Regions from separate parts of the Homo sapiens genome. Here all the other regions are linked to region 2. A link is a contact called in ENCODE Hi-C or POLR2A ChIA-PET data. All regions are on one chromosome and are shown on one strand. Each heading gives the region's core, a stretch centred on a gene start or an enhancer-like site at or near the end of the contact. The rest is flanking DNA. Distances are from core to core; before and after follow the strand shown. Region 1 holds the start of SNHG10 (small nucleolar RNA host gene 10). Region 2 holds the start of CALM1 (calmodulin 1). Region 3 holds the start of SYNE3 (spectrin repeat containing nuclear envelope family member 3). Region 4 holds the start of GSKIP (GSK3B interacting protein).

The links. Hi-C counts contacts between places; a loop is a spot of excess contacts on that map. ChIA-PET counts read pairs that join two places held with the same protein, here RNA polymerase II (POLR2A). Pooled maps may share reads with other maps.
Region 1: a loop to region 2 is called in a pooled map, with 24 times the contacts of the local background. The contact joins the promoter of SNHG10 here to the promoter of CALM1 in region 2. A Hi-C loop is called at or near these places in 2 of 168 maps with a recorded cell type or tissue (CD8-positive, alpha-beta T cell and naive thymus-derived CD4-positive, alpha-beta T cell) and 8 of 50 pooled maps.
Region 3: a pooled map shows a loop between it and region 2 (8-fold over the local background). The contact joins the promoter of SYNE3 here to the promoter of CALM1 in region 2. A Hi-C loop is called at or near these places in 3 of 37 single-sample maps with no recorded cell type and 6 of 50 pooled maps.
Region 4: a loop to region 2 is called in a map of naive thymus-derived CD4-positive, alpha-beta T cell, with 14 times the contacts of the local background. The contact joins the promoter of GSKIP here to the promoter of CALM1 in region 2. A Hi-C loop is called at or near these places in 1 of 168 maps with a recorded cell type or tissue (naive thymus-derived CD4-positive, alpha-beta T cell), 1 of 37 single-sample maps with no recorded cell type and 6 of 50 pooled maps. POLR2A ChIA-PET finds 5 or more read pairs at or near these places in 1 of 52 experiments (T-cell).

The regions. Positions count from the first base shown.
Region 1 is chr14:95,532,411-95,536,121 of GRCh38, forward strand. It overlaps SNHG10 (small nucleolar RNA host gene 10), which reads right to left and starts at 2,462. Exons shown (of 1, transcript NR_003138.3): 1 at 502-2,462. It overlaps GLRX5 (glutaredoxin 5), which reads left to right and starts at 2,640. Exons shown (of 2, transcript NM_016417.3): 1 at 2,640-2,974. The coding sequence starts at 2,680. It also overlaps SCARNA13. RefSeq lists enhancers at 1,070-1,859, 1,860-2,649, 1,913-2,372 and silencers at 2,513-2,802, 3,013-3,072.
Region 2 is chr14:90,395,010-90,398,534 of GRCh38, forward strand. CALM1 (calmodulin 1) reads left to right here and starts at 2,020. Exons shown (of 6, transcript NM_006888.6): 1 at 2,020-2,224. The coding sequence starts at 2,222. RefSeq lists silencers at 1,712-2,131, 2,412-2,571, 2,582-3,131, 3,212-3,281, 3,322-3,391 and enhancers at 1,816-2,110, 2,232-2,281, 3,452-3,525.
Region 3 is chr14:95,514,364-95,517,899 of GRCh38, forward strand. It overlaps SYNE3 (spectrin repeat containing nuclear envelope family member 3), which reads right to left and starts at 2,287. Exons shown (of 18, transcript NM_152592.6): 1 at 2,233-2,287. It overlaps SYNE3-AS1 (SYNE3 antisense RNA 1), which reads left to right and starts at 1,757. Exons shown (of 2, transcript NR_188030.1): 1 at 1,757-1,857; 2 at 2,641-3,536. RefSeq lists silencers at 1,689-1,983, 1,733-2,542.
Region 4 is chr14:96,361,961-96,365,154 of GRCh38, forward strand. It overlaps GSKIP (GSK3B interacting protein), which reads left to right and starts at 1,566. Exons shown (of 4, transcript NM_016472.5): 1 at 1,566-1,608. ATG2B (autophagy related 2B) reads right to left here and starts at 1,381. Exons shown (of 42, transcript NM_018036.7): 1 at 855-1,381. The coding sequence starts at 1,016. RefSeq lists enhancers at 1-10, 1,252-1,546, 1,467-2,287 and a silencer at 1,489-1,838.

The DNA of each region.
Region 1 (3,711 bases), core at 1,212-3,711, 5.1 Mb after region 2:
GAGTGGGCAATGAGAAAGGTGGAATCAAAATAGACACAGGGAAGGCCATAAAGAGTTCGCAAGCATAAATGCCTGATAGCAAAAACGATCACAGAAGATTCCAAAACCACAATCCTGCACAAAGGCCATCTCAATCTTACACAAAAAATACTTCTGCAATGCCTGCCGAGCACCTGCCTGTCCAACCTGGGACTGGTGTCACCTTTGTTACTGATCCTTGTAGTCAAAAATAATTATCTCAAAACAATTATGTAACCCTCCTCATTTTTCCTTTAAAGACCTTTGTCTTCCTCTATCTCCCAGGATACACACAGTTAACTATCGCATGCATTTTCTCATTGCAGTGCTCTATTCCTGAATAAATGCCATTTTCTTTTAGAGAGCCTCTCTCTGTTCGTTATTTAAGTTGACAGCAACAAACAGTTTAGGTTTTTGGCAACAAATCACCAATATTTACTTAAAAACAAACAAAACACTTACAACACAGGTAGGAACAACAGGTTATTTTGGAAAGAGTTTAATATATTCTCTATTGTTAAGTGCACCAGATGCTGGACTTCTGAAACAACAATTATGCTTCTGCATAATAGCTTTTTCTACATATTTCTGTTCATGTTGCTTGTTCCTCTGATTTACCTGGAATCAATGAATCTGAAAAACAAAAAGATTCTTTAAGCACCTGGTAAATTTCAGGTCCCACATTAGAAAATGAGCAATCATCAATAATATTGATGGGGGTGAAAATATGACATTGAGACTTTCGGGTAATGTGCCGAGTTTACTTTCATAGTTTACTAGGCTCAGGTTTCATGCCGAAGGATTATTTGAAAGACTCACTCACTGACATGATTTTCTGATTTTAAATTCGAACACTCTCAAAGCATAAACAGATCACCTCCAGCAACATTGTAAAAAAATACTCAAAGTTTAAAAAAAAAAAAGTAACTTGTGGCAGTACTTAGTGTTCAACAGAAAACACTCCATCTGCTAAACAATATCTCGACTGCAAAGCTTCTCTTACTGTTGGCGGATAGATAATGACATAGCCCAGTCATTATCACCGTGGCAACAGTGACCAGAAACTATCAGAGGAAAATTGCACATGGAACAGCTGGCTCTCGAGCAGGCATGCCTCAGCTTCCTCTGGAGTATGCTTTTTCTGCAAGTCTGGTGTGCTCGAGGGTACCACCAACCCTGTGCGGCTCCAAGACTACAGATTATGTAGCAAGTCCACTGGTCCTGCTCTTCCGGATTTATTCTTCCCGCCAATAGGAGCACTTACCACGTTCCAAGCATCGTCCTAGGCACTGAGGATACAGCAGTGAATAAAACTGAGTGCTGGGTAGGAAGTCAATAACCAAGCTAGTAAATAACTGTATATTGTCAAGCACTGGTAAGTACAAGGGAGAGCAGAGCAAGCAATGGGCCTGATGAGGCTTGCTTTGTCTCCTCTGCACTCCCACACTGCTTTGTATCTGCTTCTCATTTCTCACGATGGGTCCAAGCTTTGGGCACCAGGTCTCCCTGGACATTCCGCGCTGGCACTGCGCCTAGCACCCAGCGGCTGCTCAGGAAACGTTTGTCGAACGAACGAATTCACTTCTTAGTTCCCCATTCAACAAACCTTTCCTGATCCTAGGCCCAACAGGTTAAAAGGCTGGAGGGCCAACGAGGCTGGAAACTCAGAGGCGGCCGGGGGCGGTGGCTCACGCCTGTAATCCCAGCACTTTAAGAGGCCGAGGCAGGAGGATCCCTTGAAGCCAGGAGTTCGAGACCAGCCTGGGCAAAAAAGTGAGACATCGACCCCCCGCCCCCGCCGCCAATTCCGTCTCTACAAAAAGGAAGAAAAAAAAAAAAAACCCAGAGGAAATCACACAGGCAAAAGCGCTTTACAAATTTTAAAAATGAAAACTGTTCTAGAGAAATAATCGCGCGCCGGAGGCGGAAGCCCCAGAGCCTCAGCTCCCACGTGGCGGCGGAGCCAGGGAAAGTCCAGGAGCCAAGGCTACGGCCCGAGCGCTGGAACCCCGGTCAGGCTCCGGCTCCCCGCCACGACGAACTGCATGCGGCCGCGGCGCTCCGGAGGCGCCCGGGGACGCTCACCTAAGCTGGGAGAGGCGGATACCCGCCCGGCCTAGCCCCGCTACCTCCCAAGAGACCAACACGACAAGCGCGCGCCCACCGCATTGCCATGGCAATTCAACCGCCGCTGACACCGGAACCGGAAACTTCATCAGGAGGTGACCCCTTCCCGGCGTTCCGCGGAACGGGCGAGTCCCGCGCCTCTCCCAGTTGTCTCGGCGTAGTCCAGCTGGCCTCATTGGCTCACAGGAGGAAAGTCGTCTTCCCTCTTGTTTTGCCTCTCGTTGCCCTGCAAGCGTGACCCTGATGGACATCCAGTCTCTCCAATTAACTAACAAAGCGGTTGCCGACGACCAATAGTAAGGCAGTAGGATGAGGCTCCGGCATAAGGCCCACCTCCTACCTGCCGGGCGGGACGAGCAACATGATTGGTGGAATCGAGTAATTACTGATCAGTATTGTCCAATCACGGAGGGCAGTTTAGAGCCGGCCCAATGAGGGCCTCCAGGGGGCGGGTCGGACTGCCGCGGGCCGGGGAGCGCTCTGGGTGGCCAGCTGTGGGCCCGGGCCGTCGTGGGCTCCGGCTTGCGTGCGGAGATGAGCGGGTCCCTCGGCCGAGCTGCGGCGGCTCTGCTCCGCTGGGGGCGCGGCGCGGGCGGCGGTGGCCTTTGGGGTCCGGGCGTGCGGGCGGCGGGCTCGGGCGCGGGCGGCGGCGGCTCGGCGGAGCAGTTGGACGCGCTGGTGAAGAAGGACAAGGTGGTGGTCTTCCTCAAGGGGACGCCGGAGCAGCCCCAGTGCGGCTTCAGCAACGCCGTGGTGCAGATCCTGCGGCTGCACGGCGTCCGCGATTACGCGGCCTACAACGTGCTGGACGACCCGGAGCTCCGACAAGGTCAGGCCAGTGTGCCGGGCAGGCGCCCTCCGCCCCGGGCCCAGGAGCATCGCTGCACGAGGCCGAGGGGTTCCGCCGCGCCGGGCTGGGGAGCGGGGCTCCATCCGCCGGGGTCTGTCTGAAGGTTCGAGCCGGGTTAGGGCGAGGAGTACTGCCCTGGAGTAGAGTCTGGGCTGAGGGTGTAGTTGATTTCACTGGGTCTTGAGGATCTGGGGCTCTGTACTGTTGCCAACTTGAGCAGTAGGTAAAGTCCTAAAGGTTCACTTATCCTCACTTCGAGCTAATATAGGCGTTTCGGGGCGATTTGTCAATGACTGACTCGGAGGAGGGTGGCCCGCTGCCTGACTGCTCTGCACGGTTAGGAAACTCATAGTAAGGACCCACTGTGAGATAGGTACTTTCGCGGACACTTTGGGGAGGTTGGAAGCCATTGGCCTACTCGTGGGTAAGGTCTAGGGCTGTCGATGGTGGGGAGAGGGCTGAGGTTGCCCTTGAGGCTAGTGAGGTCGGAGGCTGATCTCGCTTGGCTCACGGCTCAGGGTGTCAAGCATCATCCTCTGTGGTTGCTACAAGCAAAGGGTTGGGACAGCTGTCGGCTGACCTTAGTCGGGATCTATGTTGTCGGGGAAGAGTCATGACATTTGGCTTTAGATACTCAAGCACAGGGCTGAATTTATGTGGGCCAGGGCTTGGAGAGGTTTGTGGGGAAAAGAAGCAGCCCTGGCTCCTGGGCCCTG
Region 2 (3,525 bases), core at 770-3,269:
ACCTCCGATGCCCTGGTTCAAGGGATTCTCCTGCCTCAGCCTACTGAAAGTAGCTGAGATTACAGGCACGCGCCACCACACCCAGCTAATTTTTGTATTTTTAGTAGAGACAAGGTTTCACTATGTTGGCCAGGATGGTCTCGATCTCCTGACCTTGTGATCCGCCTGCTTCGGCCTCCCCAAGTGCTGGGATTACAGGTGTGAGCCACCGCGCCCGGCCAAGATGCAGTTTTAATAAGGAGTTTGGCCATTTAGGCTTGTAACTGACTGGATTATTGCATATTCTTTAAAATTAATTTGTATTAGTCCCTTTTCTTCTATTTCCTTATCTCCAACTCTCGCATTAGTATGCACGCTTTATTCCTACTCAGGTTTTCCCCTATGAGCCCAGGAGTATTATTATTATTTTTTTGCAGGGATTAGGATCAGGTTTGTGAAGTGAATAGTGTCTTTCTAATCTGCAGAGGGAAGGCAGCATCCCCTGGCTTGCTGCTGCAGCCTCTCTTTAAATTAAACAGCAGGTTCACTCTTTCTGCGGCATTCCAGAAGGAACATCAGTAGGAACAGCTCCACAGATGCTGACGTCTTGTCTAAGGTTATCCCAAGAAGTCCTGTGGCATTTGCAATGTGCCTGTACATTTTTCCTTTTTTAAAAAACATATTCCTGCAGACTTTGTTGAAAGCAGAAACAAACACAAGCAAGCAAAGCCCTTTCTAGCACAGCATGTTAATCACACACTTTGCCATATTCTGTGAAACAGTAAGCAAATGATAACCTCCAACTGTTGCCCGGGCCCTGTAAAACAGAAGATCAAATTCTGTGTTCTGCCTTGGCAAGAAAAGAAACTGCAGCATTTTGTCTAGATTTTTACAAGTCCTGGGGTTCACATTACTGGCTGAAATTGTTCTTTCTCTACTTTACAGAAAAATGGAAAACACTAGTAAACTTAAAGATTTAAATATTATTTTAAAAGGAATATAATAAAAAATGGAAAACACTAGTATATTTAAAGATTTAAATAGTCTTTTAAAAGGAATATAATCAAAACTGTAGTTTAAAATACAATCTAGCTCCATAAGAGAGGCAATTGGCTGTGTGTTCCACTTGTAATGCAGAGGATTTGAAGCATCTATTTTTTCCCTTGTTTCTATGGATTTATGAATAAAGACTCTGACCCTTCTCAGGATCAGGAAAATTACGAAAAATTTAAAGCCTGGGTTTAAGGTCTGTAGAAGCTGCACAGGTACACTAATTTTAGTAAGACGGGCGCCAGGAAAAAGAACAAAATAGTAGGGGAGAAATATTCAGGCATCCTAAAAAATATTCAGTGGAAACGTAAAAACATTAAAGACTGATTAAACATCGCAGCATGACACAGATTTAGCAACTGAGCATAAATAATTTGACTCGGATACTGCTCCAAAATCCGAAGAGGACCAATTTCTTCCAGGAGGACAACTACCTCGTCCTCTGCAGACCCCTCTCCTCGGCAGCTGAAGGAGTGTGGCCAATCTGCCTCCACCTCCCCGCGGACCCCCTACTCTCAGGACCTCCTGCAGCACCCCAAACTGGAAGTGGCCGCTGCAGACCCAAGGACGAGGGGCACGCGGGAGCCGGCAGCCCTAGTGGAGCGGTTGGAGATGTTGAGGTGGGAGGGTCACCCAGGTGGGGTGAGGCTGGGGTAGGTAGCGGAGTGAACGGCTTCCGAAGCTCTGGGCCGCCCCCAGGTTGGACTAAGCAGGCGCTCTGTCTTCGCCCCCGCCCAGGGTGGGCGTCTCCTGAGGACTCCCCGCCACACCTGACCCGAGACCGCGCGCCCAGCCTAGAACGCTTCCCCGACCCAGCGTAGGGCCGCCGCGACTGGCGCGCAGGGGGCGGCGGGAGGCCTGGCGAACCCGGGGGCGGGACCAGGCGGGCAAGGCCCGGCTGCCGCAGCGCCGCTCTGCGCGAGGCGGCTCCGCCGCGGCGGAGGGATACGGCGCACCATATATATATCGCGGGGCGCAGACTCGCGCTCCGGCAGTGGTGCTGGGAGTGTCGTGGACGCCGTGCCGTTACTCGTAGTCAGGCGGCGGCGCAGGCGGCGGCGGCGGCATAGCGCACAGCGCGCCTTAGCAGCAGCAGCAGCAGCAGCGGCATCGGAGGTACCCCCGCCGTCGCAGCCCCCGCGCTGGTGCAGCCACCCTCGCTCCCTCTGCTCTTCCTCCCTTCGCTCGCACCATGGTAGGTCGGGAGTGGCAAATGCCGGCGTAGCAGCTGCCCGAGATTTCTTCCCAGATTTCTAGTTGTTTTGTTTGTTTTTTGTTTGTTTTTGGTTCTTGGAGGTTTTTCTTTTCTGAGTGTTACGCAGCAGCTGCGCTTAAAGGAGGTTGCATTTTGGATTTGCATCTCGGCGACCTCTGCCAGGGAGCTTCATTTATTGGTTCCCCTTGGAGCTGGACTTGGTCGTAGGCCGTCCACGGGCAGGGGCTCCGGCCGCAACTGCAGCGGGGGTTTCTGCATCCAATCCCCCTGCCCCCCGCCCAGCCCCGCACCCACTGCATCCACTAGCGCCGCACCCGGGCTGCCTGCAGCGCAGCGTTTCGGCCTGGGAGCCGGGCGGGGCCGGGCACTAGACCCCCCCCCCCGGCCCGCCCCTCCCCACCCCGCTTCTCCGCCGGCGCGAAGGTGGCAGGTCGGGCGGGCAGTGGAGAATGAATGGGCTGGAGCTGGCCGGTGGCGCACATTGTTCCGGCCGGGTGTTGAGGGGCGCAGTCAGCGCCCGCCACCTCCCCACTTTGGCCGGCCCTGCTGGGCGCCCTCCCTCGGTCGCTCTCCCCTCCTTCTTCCCGGGGGGCGCGGCGCGGGCGTGGGCTGGGAAGGAAGGAGCCGGGGAAGGGTGGGGTTGGGGGCAGGAAGGCGAGGGGTTGGGGGCGGAGAGGGCGGAAGCGGCGGCCGGGCCGCCCTGCGCCCGGGCGGGGCCCTGCGGTGTGGCCGTGGCTTGTTCCTGCCGCTTTCGCACCCTGCGGCCCCCCACCCAGTGCAGCAGTGCGGGCGGGCGTGAGCCTCGGTGCACCAGGAGGCACTTCCCGCGGGAGGCGCTGGGCTCGCGCTAATTGGGGCGGGGGGGGGGGGCGGCGGGGGAGGAGGGAACTGGCGCGCGGCTTGGTTTCCATTAGAGACGCAAAGTTTCTGCTCCGGGAGGAGGCGGCGGCGCCGCGGGCTCGTCGCCTGGGGGAGCAGAAGCGGGTGGGAGGTGCGGGTGGCCTTGGCCTCAGCCCTGGTGCGCGGGGGCCGGGGGTGGTGACCCTCCTGGCCGAGGAGGGGCGGCGTCCAGACGCCCGCTCGGGGGCCGCCTTCCCCCCCACGCCTGCCCCCGGGCACGCGCCCTGCCCGGTCCCTCGCCCCGCGCCACTTCCAGTCCGCAGAGAGATGCCCTCCACGTTTCTGCTTTCTCTGCAGCCTCTAGATTGCCAGATGCGACTGTGCGCCTCGCTGGGTGTGTTTTCCACAGCCCCTTCCTCCTCGGCGTGCAGGGCTGACAT
Region 3 (3,536 bases), core at 1,037-3,536, 5.1 Mb after region 2:
GCTTTCAGTGCTGGGAGGACCATGAGGGGGGTGAGCCAGGACTACCCACCATTGACAGACAAGGGGAAATCAAGGCAGGGAGAAGAGGGGCAGAGGCAGAGCAGAGGGGAACCCAGGTATCCCGACGAGGCCCCTTCGCCTCAAACTGTGACACCTTCTCACATGTGCTGTGTCTGACACCATACAAAATGCTGATCAGGGCAAAGCTCGTTTAGTGCTCATGAGGCCCTGCGAGGCAACACCTGCCGTGCTATGGTTAGCCCCTTTCCACGGGGAAGGACGCTGAAGCTCTGAAAGGTGAAGCAACTTTCCCAAGGCTACACAGCCAGGAACGGGCTAAGGCAGGACTGGACTCAGGCAATCCAACTTGACTGCCCCATTCCTAACAGCTGGACAATGCGGGAAGCCTAGCTGCCCAGTGGGTTCCCAAAGGCTCCAGGGTGCTTTTGACGTTGAGCTGGGCCTGCCCAGTCTTGCCTCCCGGGGCCGCCAAGCCAGGGCCCCCCGGCAGCCCGCTCCAGGCTGCATCACAAGGCAAAGGGGCTGCCCAGGCATGGCCAGGTCCATGGCTGCTGGAGAGCATGCAAAGCACCCGAGCAGGAGCCTTGTTCCCATGGAGACAGACAGAAAGGACTCCAACTCACTCTGAAGTGTACCTGCAGGGAGCCAGGTGCCAGACTGTACCTGGAGGCAGAAACCTGAGCCTGGATTCTCACCACTTCCCTCTGTGCCACCAACACATCCTCAGGCCTTCTTCTCAGGACCCCCAGCAAGACACGAGTTCCAGAAATAAGACATCCCAGCCCACTTCCCGCTCAGCCACCCCCAGAGGGGCCTCTCTGGTTGAAAACAACGCCTGGGGCCAGCAGGCTTGGCACAGCTGTGGCTGTCAGCCTGCCGAGCACCGTCCGGCCTGAGGAATGTGCAGACCCACATGTGCTGGAGCATCCCGCTGGGGCACAGTGACAGGAAACTGAGCAAAACAGCTCGTTGGCACTGATATGCCCCTCCCACCTCCCAGCTCCTGACTCCTATGGGCTGTTGGCTGCCCTGGAAGTGCAGGCGGCAAGCCCAGGCCCTTCAAGAGAGCCAGGCAGTGTGGCTCTGGGCAAATCACTCCCCCTCTCTGGGCCTGTTTCTGCTTCTCTTGGTGGATGAAGGACGCTGTCCTGCCAAGCTCAGAATGGCAGTGATTTTATGACATGCTCTCCTTTCTGGGAGGACGGTCCATTCTCCTCATGCCCTCATTCATGTGGGATGGGGCATGCCCCCAAGACACATCAAGCTATCCCACTAGCAGCCCTTGGCTGTAGAAAGCCCCCCCACCCAGTGCAGGGATAAGGGTGACCCTTCAGAGTTGAAAGGGGTGACCAGGAACCTGGGAGAGTCCCAGGAAAGCCCAGGGTTGGAGCTTCAGGGCCAAAGTGGTTAACTGAAAATATTCATTATCACCCCGCCCAGGCTGGAGGCCCCTGGCTTCCAGTTTTGAAGCAGAGGTCAGCTGGGCGGTGTAGGACACTGCTCCCGGGTTGACCAATGGGCCACATCAATGGGTCTGCTGTTTGGGGTCAAGATCCCAAGACCCCAGGGGAAGTCAACATCCATCTGAGGCTCTCTCAGGCCCTGCAAGCCATCTCTGGCCTCACTGCCCTCCCCTTTAGAAATGTGGGAATGAGGCTCAGAGAGGTTGAGCTGCTTGCCAAGTTTGCATAGCCAAAAGGCGTCTGAACGAAACTGAGCATTCGGGGTTGGACTTCCCCTCTTCGCCGCCTGCTCTGCTCTCCCAGGCACTACTGAGCGCGCTCGCGGTCGCCAGGAGCGGATTGGGCCCCCGCCGCGCGCAAGCCTTGGTGACAGGTCAGCCCGCCCCTAGGGGAGGCAGAGGGAAGCCCCGAGGAGGCACCCGGCCCGCTGGGGCGCGCTGCCCGGGGCTTTAGGGCTTTTTCTTGTGGGCCGGCCGAAGCTCCCCGGGGTTGAAAGGAAAGGCTCGGGAATTTCGCAGCCAGCACAGAACGGTTGGATTTAAACTAAAAATACCCGCCCGCCCGCAGCTGTCACGCCGGGGCCCCCGCCCCCGCGCCGGGCGCGCCTCCCCAGGTCCCCCAGACTTTCGGCGCCCCCGATTCCCGGGGCTGTGTCAGAGCTGGGCCAGGGGCTGAGGACCCCACCCGCCCGGCCCCCGGCCCCCGGCCCCCGGCCCCAGGCCTGGCCTCCCGGCCCCGTGCCACTTACCCTCCCGGAGCGTGGAGGAGCGCGGCGCCGCGGGTAGCTGGGGCCGAGCCTCCTTCCCTCCTCCCTGCGTCCCGGGCGGCTCCGGGGCGGGGCAGGGCTGGGGCGGGCCCGGACACCGCGAGTACCCCCGCCCCCGCCGGGACCCGCCCGGTGGCCCCGCGGGAGAGGCCGCGCCCCTCTCCGCACGCGCTCAGCGGAGGCCCCGGGTGCGCAACCCCAGCCCGGCGGACATCCTGCGTGGCCCCGGGGACCAGGGCCGAAGAAAAGCCTCACCGCTCCCTGTCGCGGACCCGGGGCGGGGGTTAAGGGGGGGGTCCTGTCCACGCTTGCCTGGAAAGCAGCCCGGAGCCCTGGCCCCTGTCTGTCTCCCCGACACACACACAGCCACCCACCCTCTTCTCATCCTAGGGGATGGCGCGGAGCTGCCTCTCCGGGAAAGTTGGATCTGTGCGCCCAGACATGGAAAAGGGATTAGGACACCGGCAGATCTTGCCCTCACAGAGCGGAGGTGGGGGCCTTGGAAGGGGCACACCGCCCGTAGGCGCGAAATCCAAGAAGAAAATGACACTCATCAGCCAGCCTCGCGCGGGGAGAAAGGGCGGGGTGGGGGGTAGTGGCACCCTGCCCGTCCTCTCCCACCCCCACAGTCCGGGCCCACAGTCCAGGAGTCACAAGGGATGTGAATCCCCAGGCATAATGTGAACCCCCAACAAACCCAAGGCCTCAGAATGCGCCTCACCTCTCCCTCCCCACCAGCAGAAACATCCTCCCACTCTCCCAACCCCTGCTCCAGCCACGCCAACCCTTTAACCTTGTCCCAGAATGTCTAAACTGTATCTGCCTCTGTGCCTGTGCACATGAAGTTGCCTTGGCCCGGCGTTTGCTCCACAGCCTTCTGCCAAACTCCTACTGCTTGATGGCTGGAAGCCTTCGCACCCTGGCGCTCTCCTCCCAGGTCAGCAGTCACTGGCCTTCCTGTGCATCCAGCCCAGCTTTGAACAGTCCTGGGCCCCAACCCTTATCTTTTTCCGAGTAATTACATGGTTGCATGATTGGCTTCACCGCCTCTGGATCAGATGAGCGCTACTAATGAAGGATACAAGTTGTAAAACTAGGTTTTATGTGAACTCCAGTCATCACAGTTTAGGTGCGGCTAGCGATTTTACAGATGCGGGGTTAGTAACTGGCCCAAATCCAGGGCTTCCGGGATGCTGTTTTCCTTTTTTGTTTCTTAGCAGGGATGGCAGATGTTTGTAGAACAGATCCGTGTAAAAGTCAGTATCCTAAGAGATTAAATTGTAAAG
Region 4 (3,194 bases), core at 316-2,815, 6.0 Mb after region 2:
CCTGTCAAACCCAAAAGTGAATATACTTTAAGTAAAATGCTATGCATTGAACACACAAATGCAGGTACGACTGCATGTGGTGAGTCGAAATTCAGATGAAGCACCTGTATAGCAATGAGTGAATTCACAGCCTCTAGATGACAAGTAGAAGGCAGGTTTTAAAATGTCTGAAAATTGCAACTTCAGCGCTTTTGCAACACCTGCTTTTACGATCTGTCACGTGGAGCAAAGAGGCATAACTCAACAGCACTACTAGGGCCAGACGACCATTCACAGGCTGGATACACAAACCTATCTTGTAAACATATAATCAAGCAAAAGCAGGCAAACCGGCACAAGAGGCCTTCACCTAACTTTCTTCCAGATGGCAAACGCTGCACGATGACAAACAAGGCAAACATGGTGCGCAAGCAGCCAACCCAAAACAAATAACTAGGGATTCTGACATCCAAAGGTCCTCTTCATCCTTAATCCTTCCAGAATGTCATCCCACAAGGCAGGGTTTGTTTGCCACAAAACCCTGCGGCCCCTCACATCCCGAGGGACAGTTCTGGTCACCTCCTCCCACGGACCTATTGAGCCTGCTTCACAGACCCCCGAAGCACTGACTCAATTATTCCCACAGTGTAGATTCCATTACATCTGTTAAAGTTTCCGGAACACGTGATTTAGGAGAGCAAACTTGTTAGAAACAGATTAAACAACACTCTAACACATTTCTCTGAGCCGTGTCACACTCGGGTCCAAACAATTCCCAAGGAGGGACTGACTGTCACCAATCTTGGATGGCACTGGTTCAAAGCGCCCTAAAGAGGGGAGCGAGCCCCGCCCGGCTCGCCGCCGGCAGCTCTTACCCATTTGTCCAAGGGGACCTGGGCGAGGGACCCGGTGCCTTGGTACAGGTCCAGGCTGAGCTGCTCCAGGCTCAGCTTCTCCTGCAGAAAGTGGCCCAGGTACCTCTGCAGGAGGTACCGGCAGGCCCTCTTCTTGATGGACTCCGAAAACGGCCAAGGCATAGTGACTGCTGGCAGCTGGGCTGACTGCGGCTGCGGGTTGCGACGGCTCCGGCCTCGGGGTAGCGACTCCGGCTCCAGGCCGCGGCGGGGCCTAAGCCTGGGGCGGCCCCTCCATCCCTATTTGGTGCCGGGAGTCCCTCAGGGAGACCCCATCGCCGGCGCCGCACCGCTCGCGCTGGGCCTGGCGGAGGCAAGACGCAGAGGGGTCCTCCTGGCCCCAGGCCAGGGGACTTCCGAGGAGGGTCCCAACCGGCTCGGAGAGAGTGCAAGAGAGCGCGAGAGGAGGCGGCAGGGGCTGAGGCAGCCACCGCCACTGCCGCCGCGCGACGAATTTGTTGTCATCCGCGAGGCGCGTTCCCGGCTGTAGGGACGCTCCTGGCGCGTTCACGAGACCCAGACTCCCGGCGCGCCGCCGGGCGCTGGCGGAAGTGACGCCACACTGGGGCCGCGGAAGGCGGGCAGAAGGGCGGGGGCTGGAGCAGTTCCGGCTCCGAGGGGGCGGGGCGGAAGAAGGCGGGGAGGGAGGGGGCGGCACCGCCGGTCGGCTCCAGTCGCCTCCGGAGGAAGGAAGAAGAGGACGCCGGGCGCGCAGGTGAGCGGCAGCCGGGGTGGCTGCGGGCGAGGGGCGGCCCCCGAGAAGGGCTAGGGGCTCGGGGCGCCGGCGGGCCGTCAGGCCTTCCGGATGGGGACGCGACGCCATGCAGCTGGCTGGGCCGAGAGGGGCGGCAGGCTGCAGGGGCCCCGCGCCCGTGTTAAGAGGGGTCTGGGGGCCGGTCTGGCCGGCCTGGCTCTCCCGGCTCCCCTCAGACCTCGGCGCCCCGGAAACGCACACTTGGGGCTCCGCCGTCTCCGCTGGGAGGACTGGAGCCCTTCTCGAGCATCCCCGCCCGCACCCGAGCATTGACCGGTGCCCATTGTCAGCAAGTTCTTCGGCCCCCGCCTCATTCAGGTATTGTTTCTGAGGCAGCTTCTTCGTTGCCGTTTGCCTGGCGGTTTGCAGAGCGCTTCTCGCATACGCTCGCTTAATCCTGGGTGTGTCATAGCAACGATCAGGAAACTTGGGTTTTCGAAGCATCTGTGGGCAAAACTGCATTCCTTGAGAAATGCTAAAGGCTCCTGACCCCGCCGGAACCTGGGTGAAGAACTTGGGCTGTTCTGGCAGTCTGCGCAATCGTATTTCTGCCTTTTGGGAGGTAACTCCTGCAGAGGCGGAGCCGGCTGTTAAGTTAAGTCAACCTCGAAAGGCCTGGGTGCGGGTGTTCTATGGCCCAGAAGCCAGATGTCCTTCGTTAGAATCCCGGCACTGACACCTATTAGCCGCCCAGCCACTTTGAGCGGCCACTGCCCTCCCCGAGCCCACGTTGCCTCCTTTGCCGAGTGTGAGCGGATTAAAATCTTATGTGCATGGATTTGTTGGGAAGATTAAATGATATGAGTAGGGCACGAACCTGAACAGAGTCCTGAAACATACAGCTGTTTAATCACAGTGAATTAAGACGACCAGTTTAAGGAGTGAAATGTTTACTGTCTCGGCAACTTTCATGAATGCCTTGGAAATACAGCCCAAAATATTGGTAGATGGAGAAACATCTGGTTCCCCTTTCCACAACCACCTTTTCGTTTTAGAACCAGGGTACTTTGTATGCAGTTGCTTGGATTGTTGATTTCCCTCATTCTTTGTAGACTCATCTCAAGTATTCTCAGTAACTTAGATTCCCTTGCTCTTCATTCAGAAATATTTGTTAAGGTCCATTAAATGAAAGTCACCACAGTTGATCATGTGAACAGTGTCAAGAATCAGGCCGAACCTTCAAGGAGTTTATGTTCTAAAACGGAAGCATGGTGGTACCTGCTTGTGGAGGCTGAGGCGGAAGGATCGCTTGAGCCCAGGACTTTGAGGCTGCATAATTGCATTGACGCTATCCATAGAGTGCCTGCAATTTCAAATATCAGAAAGGATCGTACGAGCTATGATCATGCCACTGCACTCCAGCCTGAACCACAGAGCAAGACCCTTTCTCTCAATAAAGTGGAAGTTTGTTCATTTATTCAGTAAATATTTATTGATTGCCTTCTGTGTGCCAAGCACTGTTCTAGGTACTGGGATTACAGCAGTGAACAGATAAATCTCTTCCTTCCTGGAACTTACATTTTATTGAAGGGAGGAGACATACAATA